2 separate regions of the Homo sapiens genome follow, and region 2 is linked to region 1. The links are chromatin loops, found by intact Hi-C in ENCODE. Cell type or tissue: dorsolateral prefrontal cortex. All regions are shown on one strand. Each heading gives the region's core, and the rest is flanking DNA. Links, peaks and the distances in the headings are about the cores only. Region 1 holds the start of LOC124901364 (a long non-coding RNA gene). Region 2 holds the start of FBXL4 (F-box and leucine rich repeat protein 4).

The links. A loop is a pair of places that touch in the nucleus more often than their neighbours do. Peaks named below come from ENCODE experiments on the same cell type or tissue, not always from the same donor. Only the 100,000 strongest peaks of a DNase experiment are listed, where the experiment ranks them.
Region 2: a loop joins it to region 1, with 4 times the contacts of the local background. A loop is called at or near these places in 13 of 110 quality-filtered maps.

The regions. Positions count from the first base shown.
Region 1 is chr6:98,842,979-98,848,352 of GRCh38, forward strand. It overlaps LOC124901364 (a long non-coding RNA gene), which reads left to right and starts at 4,031. Exons shown (of 2, transcript XR_007059690.1): 1 at 4,031-5,374. RefSeq lists an enhancer at 4,999-5,118 and a silencer at 5,229-5,374. In dorsolateral prefrontal cortex, for the core only: CTCF peaks have their summits at 2,989 and 3,191; DNase peaks (open chromatin) are centred at 793, 1,963, 2,413, 2,963 and 2 weaker places; H3K4me3 peaks cover 3,364 bases; H3K27ac peaks cover 4,555 bases; H3K27me3 peaks cover 2,114 bases.
Region 2 is chr6:98,945,425-98,950,798 of GRCh38, forward strand. It overlaps FBXL4 (F-box and leucine rich repeat protein 4), which reads right to left and starts at 2,522. Exons shown (of 10, transcript NM_001278716.2): 1 at 2,382-2,522. RefSeq lists enhancers at 1,412-1,601, 2,405-2,916 and silencers at 2,042-2,351, 2,649-2,943. In dorsolateral prefrontal cortex, for the core only: no CTCF peak of the experiment used is centred there; DNase peaks (open chromatin) are centred at 1,637 and 2,587; H3K4me3 peaks cover 2,594 bases; H3K27ac peaks cover 2,327 bases.

The sequences.
Region 1 (5,374 bases), core at 101-5,100:
GCTTTTCCACTTGACTCTGCAGAGTCGGGCCCAGGACATTGCACCTGCATGGCAGAGGCAACTGTGGAAGATGGTGCCCCAAGAGAAAGAGGGAGATGAGACAAGTGCAGGAAGACTGGAGAGGAAAGGGGGACAGCTGCCCAGGGAAGTACAGTAATCTGGGCTTTTCCTGCTTTTTTGAGGGGGGCGGGCGGTATTTGTGAGAATGAAGGGGGACAGCTGAGAGCTGGGGAGCAAAGTTCTGAGGCAGGTTTCCTTCAGCTCCCACCCATCAAACTTCTGGGTGTTTCTGACCTCAGCTCCCTGCTTCCAATGAAGAGGAACCTACTCTTTAAGAGCTGAAGCACGGGGGAAAACGAATTCTTAGACCCCCTGGAAACCACTCCCCTGCTGGGCCTAAAGTCAGTTCCCTAGAGAAGGGAGCCCGGGAGACCCTCTGGGCACCCCGGCATCTCAAGCCAGAGCTGAGGGCCCGGAAAGTGAGGGGCCGCGCCTCAGTACTGGAGGCCTAGAGTCCATCTCCGCGAACTGGGGGCTCTCAGGGCCCGCAGAAATCCCCCTTAGCCCTCCGAGGCCCCTGGAAGGAGTCGCCCCGGGAGAGGAAATCACTCAGCTCTGAAAAGCGTCGCAAACGGGCGGTGGGAGAGTTCTAAAGCGGCCTTTCGCCTCTCGGAGGAGGTGAGGCCGAGCTGGGGATGTGCGGGTTTGGGGCCCAGAACTGCACCGCAGGGCCGCAGAGGCGGGAAGCTGGCCGGAGAGGAGTGGGAAGGCGACCAAGGGCAGCAGCAGGGGCTCCTGCGGGGCGCAGGTCTGTGCTGGCGCCGGGCCTGGCCTCTGCAGGCTCGGCGGAGCCTCCCGATTGCTCCCGCCGCACCCGCCCGCGGCCACTCACCCGGCCCCGCGGCCAGCCCGGGCGGGGTCGCACGCAAACAAGGATGCTTCTATTTACTCGCCTCTGCCTGTAGATTTCTAAGACATTCAGCAGGCACAATCATTAAACTAATTTGTGTTTGATTGTTTGGGCGGACGGAGGGTAGTTTTATTGCGCTAAGCATTCAAGCAGGCACGCATCGCTGATTACCAGTATACATTAAATAAAGTTGTTTGTACACATTGTCTTACCACATATAGGCAGAGGCTTATTATTCTAATTACTCTAATTAGTGCATTGAAATGTTTTCTACTTGATTTGAGGAGACAGTGATTAGTTCTATTACTTCTTTTAACTCGTATTTTATGGAAAACTGTTGGTGCATGTTCAAATTACTTTATTTGCCCCTGGAATATAACGCTGACCCAAATGCAGTGAACTGCACGGCCCTTGTGGGGCCCCAACTTTGATGTGGGCCTCGGCTTGGAAGAGGCGTCTGTTATTTATTATTTCCCTCCCACCAGCGTAGCCTGGTCTCCCAGCGCCGTGCCCGCCGCCCCCGCCCCATCCTGCGCCCCAGATGCGCGCCCCGCTTGGACCAGTCCGAGCAGAGGGGGGTTCCGAAATCTGCTCGGACGCAGCATCGCTGGCCGCCTGCCCCGCTAGTTCCCCGAGTGCGATTACTTTTTAAAGGCTCCTTTAAGCATATTTCCGTGAATCTGTTTCTTGTGCTTTAATGTTACTATTAATTGATAAGATCAGCTCATCAAACATACTATTTCGATAGGGAATTGTAATTAAAACCTTAATCCTGTTTGAGACTTTCTTCTCTCTCTAAATTCCTTTTTCTTATGAAAGGGGTGCAAAGTTCACTACAAAAAGTACTATAACAGGGAGATTAATTCGTTATCTAAATAACAATCTTTGCTATTGATCCAACGTACTTTCCGCCACCTTTTGTGTTGGTCCGGGAGGCCCTTAAAAAAGAGAATATACAAAGCAGAAGATCTGGACCAAGCCCCACCGACTCCGATAGACTTGGGAGAGCGAGGGGATCCGCGGTCCGCCCCCCTTAACCACAGTCTGAGGAAGCTTCAGAAGTGGGTCCTGGCCGTCCCAGGCGATGCCACTGGGGAAGCGCAGCGCTAGAGCCGCGGGCCTGGGAGCCGGGCTCCTCCACAGTCCTCTCCCCTCGCAAAGGGAGATCTGATCTGCTCAGTCTCTAGGTAAATATTCGACCGATTCTGCTTTTACTTTTAATATTTAAACTTGGATTATCCCGTCTCCAAATGCGCGTTCCTAACCTTTGCCAGTGGCTGGGATGTAATAAATCCTGGCGGGGCCGGGGCGCTCAGCCTCCCCAGGTCGCGGCCGCTGCCTCCCTCCCCCGTCCCGCCCCGCCCCGCGGGCCCCGGCCTGTCCGCCCCTCGCCGCCCGCAGCGAAAGCCGCGCCGGAATGAAATCAGCGCCTCCCCGCAGCTGACGGCTGAGCATCCTGGGCGCTGGCAGGCGGGGGAGGCCGCCCTTTATCCCGGCTGAGGAGTCCTCGGGGGCTGCAGATGGAGCCGCGGCTACCCGGAGGAGAAAGAGCCCGGCTTCGTGGAGGCAGCAGCCCCCAGGCATAGGAGGGGGTAGCAAGTGGGGCCAGGGGCCGGGAGGTTGGGCGGGGTCTATGGTTTGTATGTGTTGGGTGGCGGGTCGGGGAAGGTACCCTTTCCAAACCTATCTCCCCTCCTCGCTAGCCCTTTTAAAAAGGTGGTGGCCCCAGTTTGAGAATAAGCCCCAGCGTCTCTGAAGCCACGAGGACCGTTTGTGCTCCCAAGTCAACTCAGTATTCCGAGATTTTCTTCTTTTCTAAGAGCTTCACCCCCTCCCCACACCCTCCTTCTTTCCGTCTAACAAAGTCTTCTTTCCCCCACGCACAGACTTGTTATGTAACAAAGTCTCCCAGGCGAGTTTAACTGGAGAATAAAGGACACCCTAGCCCCACCCCTCCTTTCCTTTCCCTTCCCTCCTTCCTCCCCGCTCTCTTCCCTCAGTGCATCTGTTCTCCAGGACTTCTGTCCTCGCACCCAAGAAAGCGGCGGGCCTTAGCCGAGTAGAACTTTGGCGCCCCACAGTGGCATCGGCTCGGAACTACCTTTGATTTTACAGCCTCCCAGTCAGCACAACTGTTTTTGTTTCAGATCCAATTCTCCTTCCCCTTACTCCTCTCCTTCCTCACTCTACATTCTTTCCCTCAACCCCTCCTAGGCAAACACTTATGAAGGTGACTACGCATATGACCCCTACAAGGGTTTCTAAACATTTAGTTCTAGGTAATTCCTGAGTAGATATTTGAAAAGTTTAGCCAGAAAAGACACTACGTTCTATACCAGAAAAGTTCCCAAAGGTAGGAAGAAAGAATCACTTCCCCAGTTCCTTAGTTCCTACATGTTGAGGCTGTAGCAGATAAGTCTTTAGTCTCTCTAAGGAGCCTCAGCTTTTGGCAGGCATTAAGACCAGAATACCAGGTTAGAAGCCACGGTTAATAACAGGTACAATGCTTCAATCAGCAAAAATGGAGTCCAGCAAATGCTATTTTAACCCAGCCCAGTTTTCATCAGACACTTCTTGCTCTATAGTAGGTTTGTTCAGTTTTACCACTCAAAAGTGAGTTTTTTAAAAAGTGGATCACTTGAACAGAAACTCATCCATGGAAGAATTTTCCAGACTAGGGAAAACATTCCCCTAGAAACTCCCACCAAAGGTATCAGTTCAGCCTGTGGAGCTGAACTTTGCTTCCCTCAGAGCCCAGTGCATTTGTCCTCCCATACTATGGGCCATTTGCACCATGAATGTTGTTTTCTCCCTCCGCCTTTATCCAAAGTAACACGACAAGGAGAAGAAGAGAAAGGACATGGACTTCAGGCAGATCCCAGCAGTATTAATGGAACTGGGCAAAGGATTTGCAGTCAGAACACATGTGTTTGTCTATACTTCTATGCTTACTAACCAGCAACGGGGGAAAGTCAGTTGACATCTTCAGATCTCAGTTTTCTCATGTGCAGAATGTGGATAATATTCCTTTTTAAACTTTGCAACAGGGTTGAAGTAAGGCTCGGATGAAATAATGTATATGAAAGCATTGTATAAATTACCGCAAATCCAACCTGAAGCACTACTGTTGCCAACTCCAATGGAGGTCTTTGCTGTGACTAATAAGAAATGTTTGTTGTTTTGTTTTTTGAGACAGGGTCTCTCTCCATCGCCCAGACTGAATTGCGGTGGTGCAATCATAGCTCACTACAGCCTTGAACTCCTGAGCTCAAGGGATCTTCCCATCTCAGCCTCCACAGTAACTAGGACTATAGGCATGTGCCACCATGTCTCACTTTGTTGCAGAGTCTGGTCTGGAACTCCTAAACTCAAGCAATTCCCCCACCTCAGCCTCCCAAAGTGCTGGGATTATAGATGTGAGCCACTGTGCCCGGCTTAAGAAATGTTTTCTAACTTAAAAATAACCATATAGCCTTACGTCTATTTGTGTGGGGGAAGAGAAATGCAGGACAGTCATCTCAGTTGCATTATCCAGGGAAGGCACCACCGATTCTGCTTAGCTTTAAATTGGGGCTGCCACTCAGGAGACATTTTGTGTTTAGCATGTTCAGGTCCTGACTTGTAGCTGAAACGATCAGTCGGGCCCCTGGCGCCACATACCAGTGACTGCAGCGACTGTAGCTCCTGTGATGCGATGGCTAGCCCCGTACTCTTGCAAAGCACTCCATTTCTTCAACATCTTCCAAACTCCTGACGTTTATAGTGTCCATCTGTGGTGTCATTTATAGCAGCCTGGATTAGGAAGAGAATACTAGGCTCATGCACTTAAAACCAAGCACACACACGAAACAGCAGCAGCACTAATCACCCGCAGCTTTTCACGAATCCACACACGCCTCCCGTCTAGAGAGCCCCAGTGGCCCAGGGCCACCTCCAGTCCCTGGACTTGGAAATCAGGACGCTGTGGATCCCACAGGCGCCCCGCGACATCCTGGAGTCGCCGGGAGTGGCGCTGCGGTGAAAGCCGGTGCCTAGAGTGGGCTTAGGGGTCCCATTCCACTCGGAAAGTCCTCTCACCTCCCCAAGGGCCATTCTGCCGGCGCAATGTGGGGGTCCCTCCGCCACTCGAGCAGAGCCTGCCTAGGCCAGGCACCCCTTTGGGTGAGAGCGGAGGGCCCCTGGGACGCCCAGCCAGGCCTGGCGTCTGGGGAGCCGGGGCTCCTGTGTGTGTCGGGCAGGCTCCGATGGCCGAAGCAGGGACGAAGGAACGGCTTCGCTGCGGGAGGCTAGAGGGCTGCGCTTCCGCCCTCCCGGCCTCCCTCTTGCCGCATGAGCAGCGCAGGGCCTCCTGGGCTGTGCTGGGGTCAAGAGTTATGAACACTTCGTGTCCTCAGGAGCTCACGGGGGTGACGAGAGGCGGTCTGGGTCTGAAGCCGCTACACAGAGGGGAGCAGTGGGGCCTCG
Region 2 (5,374 bases), core at 76-5,075, 100 kb after region 1:
AAGTAGACTTAAATATATTTATTTTTAAAATCTGCAAGCAGTGATCATCTTTATGGAACAAGGTTACTGGGTAGGTGGGCACACAGCACTTTCACTTCCTCCTTTAAGGATTTCTGTATTGCTTGATCTTTTTTAAAGAATGCATACATTTATTTCATGGGCTAATAAAGTTTTAAGTGTCCAGTGTAAAATTTATTATATTTTAGATATCCAGTTGTGATGGTAAAATACAAATGGATATGAGGATATCTTCCTCATATCCCAGGGAACACTTCTACAGCCATTTATCTCTTAGATAACCATTTTTCTCTTAGAAACCAGGTACAGAACATCCTAAATCACAGGTGATGGGGAGAGACACACTACAGTTACTATGACACGGTGCAAAGTCAAAAGGCATGCAGATTTTTAATCAGGCTGCTTCTCTATGTAACTGTAAGGAGCAACTCTAGTCGCAAGTTCTGAATGAGCAACAGAAGGGATTTATTTACTAACAGTTAATGATTCAACTGACCATGGAAAAAGCAAGCTAAAATAAATGAATCTCAATAACTGGCAGGAAAATTTTAAAGGGGGGAGGGAGGCAAGAGGTAAAGAAAGGGAATCAACTTGCCCCCACTAAATGTGTTCATTTCAAAAATATTTAGTGATGTCTACAATATGCCAGGCATCGTTCAAATCCCTAGATATTAAAACACATTATAAACCTAGAGCAATAAGAGCATCACAGAAGCCAGGATCACCACAGGGAGCCAAAGAATACTAGACCGTTCAGAAAGTCCCAAGAATACACGGGAATTTAGGGCCTATGGTATTTATAGGACTGATCAGCAGGGAAAAATAGAATTCCAACAAATGATGATGGAGTCACTAACAAAATTATAAAGTTAGAGCCTTCTTATCTCACATTAAATATAAATAAGATCATTAACAATACTAGAAGAAAACGGAGGTGGATATTTATATACAATTCATGTAGATAAAGGCCTTTTTTAAAGGACACTGTGTTAGATCCGCGAAGTTAAGATCGAGAATGTTAACCGCAGCAACATTAAGAGGATGAGACTAACACAGTAAAGAAAGAAGGGGCAGTTTTTGTTAACTGACCATATGTGCAAGTACCATATGTACCATTGTACAGAGTACTATAATCGCATTATTTCATCACGGCGTGAGTAAAGAAATTATCCATCTTACAATGAGTTGACTTATCTGATTTTCAAATAACAGAAGGGAAGAGTTTGAAAATGCAGAGTTCAGAAAAGCCAACTTTTGGCGCAGAAGTTTAAAACAAAGTTAGTACTCAGAACATAAGTATGGAAAGAAGAATCCAATTCAAGGAACTTTTAGAGTGCCTACTAAAGCATAATGCACATTTCCCTCAAGTCCTTAATCTGATAAAGGACTATTGGAGCGCTGATGACTCTGGATGAATCTCTCTCTACTCAACCAACAGATACAATATGCGGTACAGGATAATGGAGGCAGGAAGTGAGCCTGAAAGAAAAAAATATATACCTATAGCTGAACTTAAGAAACCAAGGAGTGCACGCAAGAACCAGAAAAGGCAGCTTGTGTCTGTGAACAGACCAAAGCAAGCAGAGATCCCTGCACCTGGTGGTAATGTGCCCTCCGGAGCACAAAGCCAGACGGGCATCCTGCCAACGCAACTACCTGACCACAGGCTTATACCATCTTCACCTTCTATAATAGTTATTTGTATACTGTATTTCAATCTGTGAATGCATCTCGAAGGTTTGTGGCAATGATTACTGGGAAATCAAGGAAATCCAAAACCACCCGTTATAAATATGTCGACAAGGAGGCCAAGTAGATGGTCATCATCACACTCTAGGGGCACCCCTAAACCTAAACACAGAAACAAGGTTGTAGCTGGGCACCCTGTAGCAGTCCTGAAGAAAGAAAACAGGCCTGGTTAGGCAAAAACCATCGGATGTCAGAGGGAAATCAAGGCAGCAGGCACAGGAATCACAAGCACAGGCGGGCATGTGGCCGACGCGTGGCTGCCGGCGCAGCACTGAGCGCGGGTGTGGGGCGACCCGCAGTCCCCCGCGGTGTAAACAACCCTGAGCCGCGCACACGTCCGAACGACGCCTCACAGCCTGCAGGCAGACTGTAGCGTAGAAAGAGCCCGAGGCACGTCAGCAGTTCTCAAGGGCCCCAGCAAGCCCCGCAAGCGTGAAGCGGAGGCGCGGGGGCGCGGGGCCGCGGGCGGGGAGGGGCGGGCAGCGGGGGCCTCTGCCAGGCGTCCAGACTCCCCAAAGCGCGGAGCTGCGCGCTGGCTCGGCCCCGGCCCCGCCCCGGCGCCAAAGGAAGAAGACAGAGACCCACGGGAGGGAGAAGTAAAGGAAGGGCCGTACCCTGCAGGGTCCGGGAGAGGCGCGCGCCGCGGGCTTCACCAGCGACCAGGCAGCGCGAGAAGGCCTGGGTGCGGGGGCGGCTCCCCGACTCTCTAGATGCGGCACAACCGCCGCAAGCCCGGCCTAGCGCGACCCGGAAGGAAGACGCGGAGGCCGCGAGGAGCGGCGGGCCCGGGGAGGCGGGGCGGAGCCGGGGAGGAGGGGCGGGGCCGCGGGGTTGGGGCGGGGCCGGGGAGGCGGGGCGGGGCCTGGAGGGAGGCGGGGCGGGGCCAGAAGCAAAGCCGGGCGTTTCTCCCATGGGAGGTGCTCTGGGTCCTACGGACAGCCCGCTCCCAGGCCAGGGGGAGGAGCTTTCTGCTGGCTTCCTAGCTCCAGTGGTGCCCGTGTAAAGGGCCTAGGTCATACACAGCGGGTAGTGTCTACAAATCCTCTTCGGAATAATCCCTTCCGAGTACCGGCTCGCCATGTGTAGTGTGGTCCTACAAGGACTTCTTCAGTCCAGACTTGGTGGATCAGATGATACATAGGTAATACGGCTGGTACGCATACGTAGAGGAAAAGTATAATATACATTATATGCACTCTGAAGGTATAATTCACCTAGTTTACAAACCTCCTCTTCCCTGCATACAAATCCTGCCTGCAGGCTCATTTCCATACCAACGTTCAGAAGCCTCTGACCATTACCTCTGATGAAGAAGATGGTCTGGCAGCCTCTCTTACTCATTTTGATTTATTTTTGGTAGATTCAGTATGGCACTTTATTTATTTATTTATGTATTTTTTGAGACGGAGTCTCGCTCTGTCGCCAGGCTGGAGTGCAGTGGCGCGATCTCGGCTCACTGCAACCTCCACCTCCCAGGTTCAAGCGATTCTCCTGCCTCAGCCTCCCGAGTAGCTGGGACTACAAGGGCGCCAAGCTAATATTTTGTATTTTTAGTAGAGACGGGGTTTCACCATATTGGCTAGGATGGTCTTGATCTCCTGACCTTGTGATCCACCTGCCTCAGCCTCCTAAAGTGCTGGGATTACAGCCGTGAGCCACCGCGCCCGCCCTTGGCACTTTTTTTAGTTTGCATCATATTTATCTTGTTACAAAATATCCACTAAGATGGAAAATATTTAATAAAATGTTGAACTACACATTATTTGCTGTCTGAATGCTCCAATGAGGCAAACCAGTAAGGATATTTACTTATATATGAACAGAATCAATATATGATATGCAATATACATTGTATACAAAAAAATTAAAATTTTTATTTTCTTCAACTTTTTGATGCATAATAGCTGTACATATTTTCAGGGTATATGTGATAATTTGATTCATTTCTGTAATCAAATCAGCATAACTGGGTTACTCATCCCCTTAAATATTTATCTTTTCTTTGTGCTAGGAACATTCAAATTGTTCTCTTCTGGCTATTTTGACATGTACTATTGATAAATGTTAGCTGTAGTCACCCTACTGATCTATGGAACACCGGGTCTTATTTCTTCTAAGTGTATGTTTCTTCTAAGTGTATGTTTACCTCCCCTTGCTCCCCCATGGCCCACCCCCCCAATACTTCTCAGTCTCTGAGATCCACTTTCTGAACTCCCACATATGAGTGAGAACATGCATTATTTGCCTTTCTGTGCTTGGCTTATTTCACTCATCATAATGACCTCCAGTTCTATCCATGTTTGTTGCAAATAAAAGGATTTTGTGGAGGGTTTTATGGCTGAATAATATTCTATTGTGTATATGTACCCCATTTTCTTTATCCATTCATCTGTTGCGCGGACACTTAGGTCAATTCTAAATCTTGGCTATTGTAAATAGTGCTGCAATAAACATAGAAGTGCAGATATCTCTTTGATATATGTATTTCCTTTCTGTTGGATCTATACCCAATAGTAGAATTGCTGAATCATATAGTAGTTCTATTTTTAGTTTTTTGAAGAATCTTCAAACAGTTTTTCACAGTGGCTCTAGTAATATTCATTCCTGCCAACAGTGCACACGGGTTCCCCTTTCTCCACATTCTCACCAGTATCTTTTGTTCCTGGCTTTTTTTTTTTTTTTTTTTTTTTGATAAAAGCCATTCTCACTGGGGTGAGATATCTCATTGTTTTGATTTGCATTTATCTGATGATTAGTGATAAGGAGCATTTTTTCATATACCAGTTGGCCATTTGTATGTCTTCTTTTGAGAAATGCCTGTTCAGATCTTCTGCCCATTTTTTAATTGGATTATTTGTTTTTGTTTTTGTTTTTGTTTTTGCTTTCCTATTGAGTTGTTTGAGCTCCTTATATAAAATATTCTGGTTATTAATCCCTTGTTAAATAAATAGTTTGCAAATATTTTCTCCCATTCTGTGGGTTGTCTCTTCACTTGATTGTTTCCTTTGCTATGCAGAAGCTTTTAAGCTTGATGTTATCCCATTTGTCTATTTTCACTTTTGTTGCCTATGTGTTTCAGATCTTAACCAAAAAGATAAGATCTTGCCCAGACTTATGTCATGGAGACTTTTCCCTATGCTTTCTTCTAGAAGTTTCATAGTTTTGGGTCTTAAATTTAAGCCTTTAATCCATTTTGACTTGACTTTTCTATATGGTGAGAGATAAGGTTCTAATTTCATTTTTCTGCGTGTGGACATTAGTTTTTGCCAACACTGTTGAACAGACTGTCCTTTCTCCATTGTGTGTTCTTGGCACCTTTTGTAAAAAAAGCAATTGACCATAGATGTGTGGCTTTATTTCTGGCCTCTATATTCTGTTCCATTAGTTAATGTGTCTGTTTTTATGCCACTACCATGCTGTTTCGATTGCTATAGCTTTGTAATATATTTTGAAGTGACGTATTGTGATGACTTCAGCTTTATTCTTTTTGCTCAACATTGTTTTCTCTATCCAGGATTTTCTGTGGTTCCATACAAATTTTAGGATTTTTTTTTCTATTTCTGGGAAGAACATCATTGATATATTGTTAGAGACTGCATTGAATATG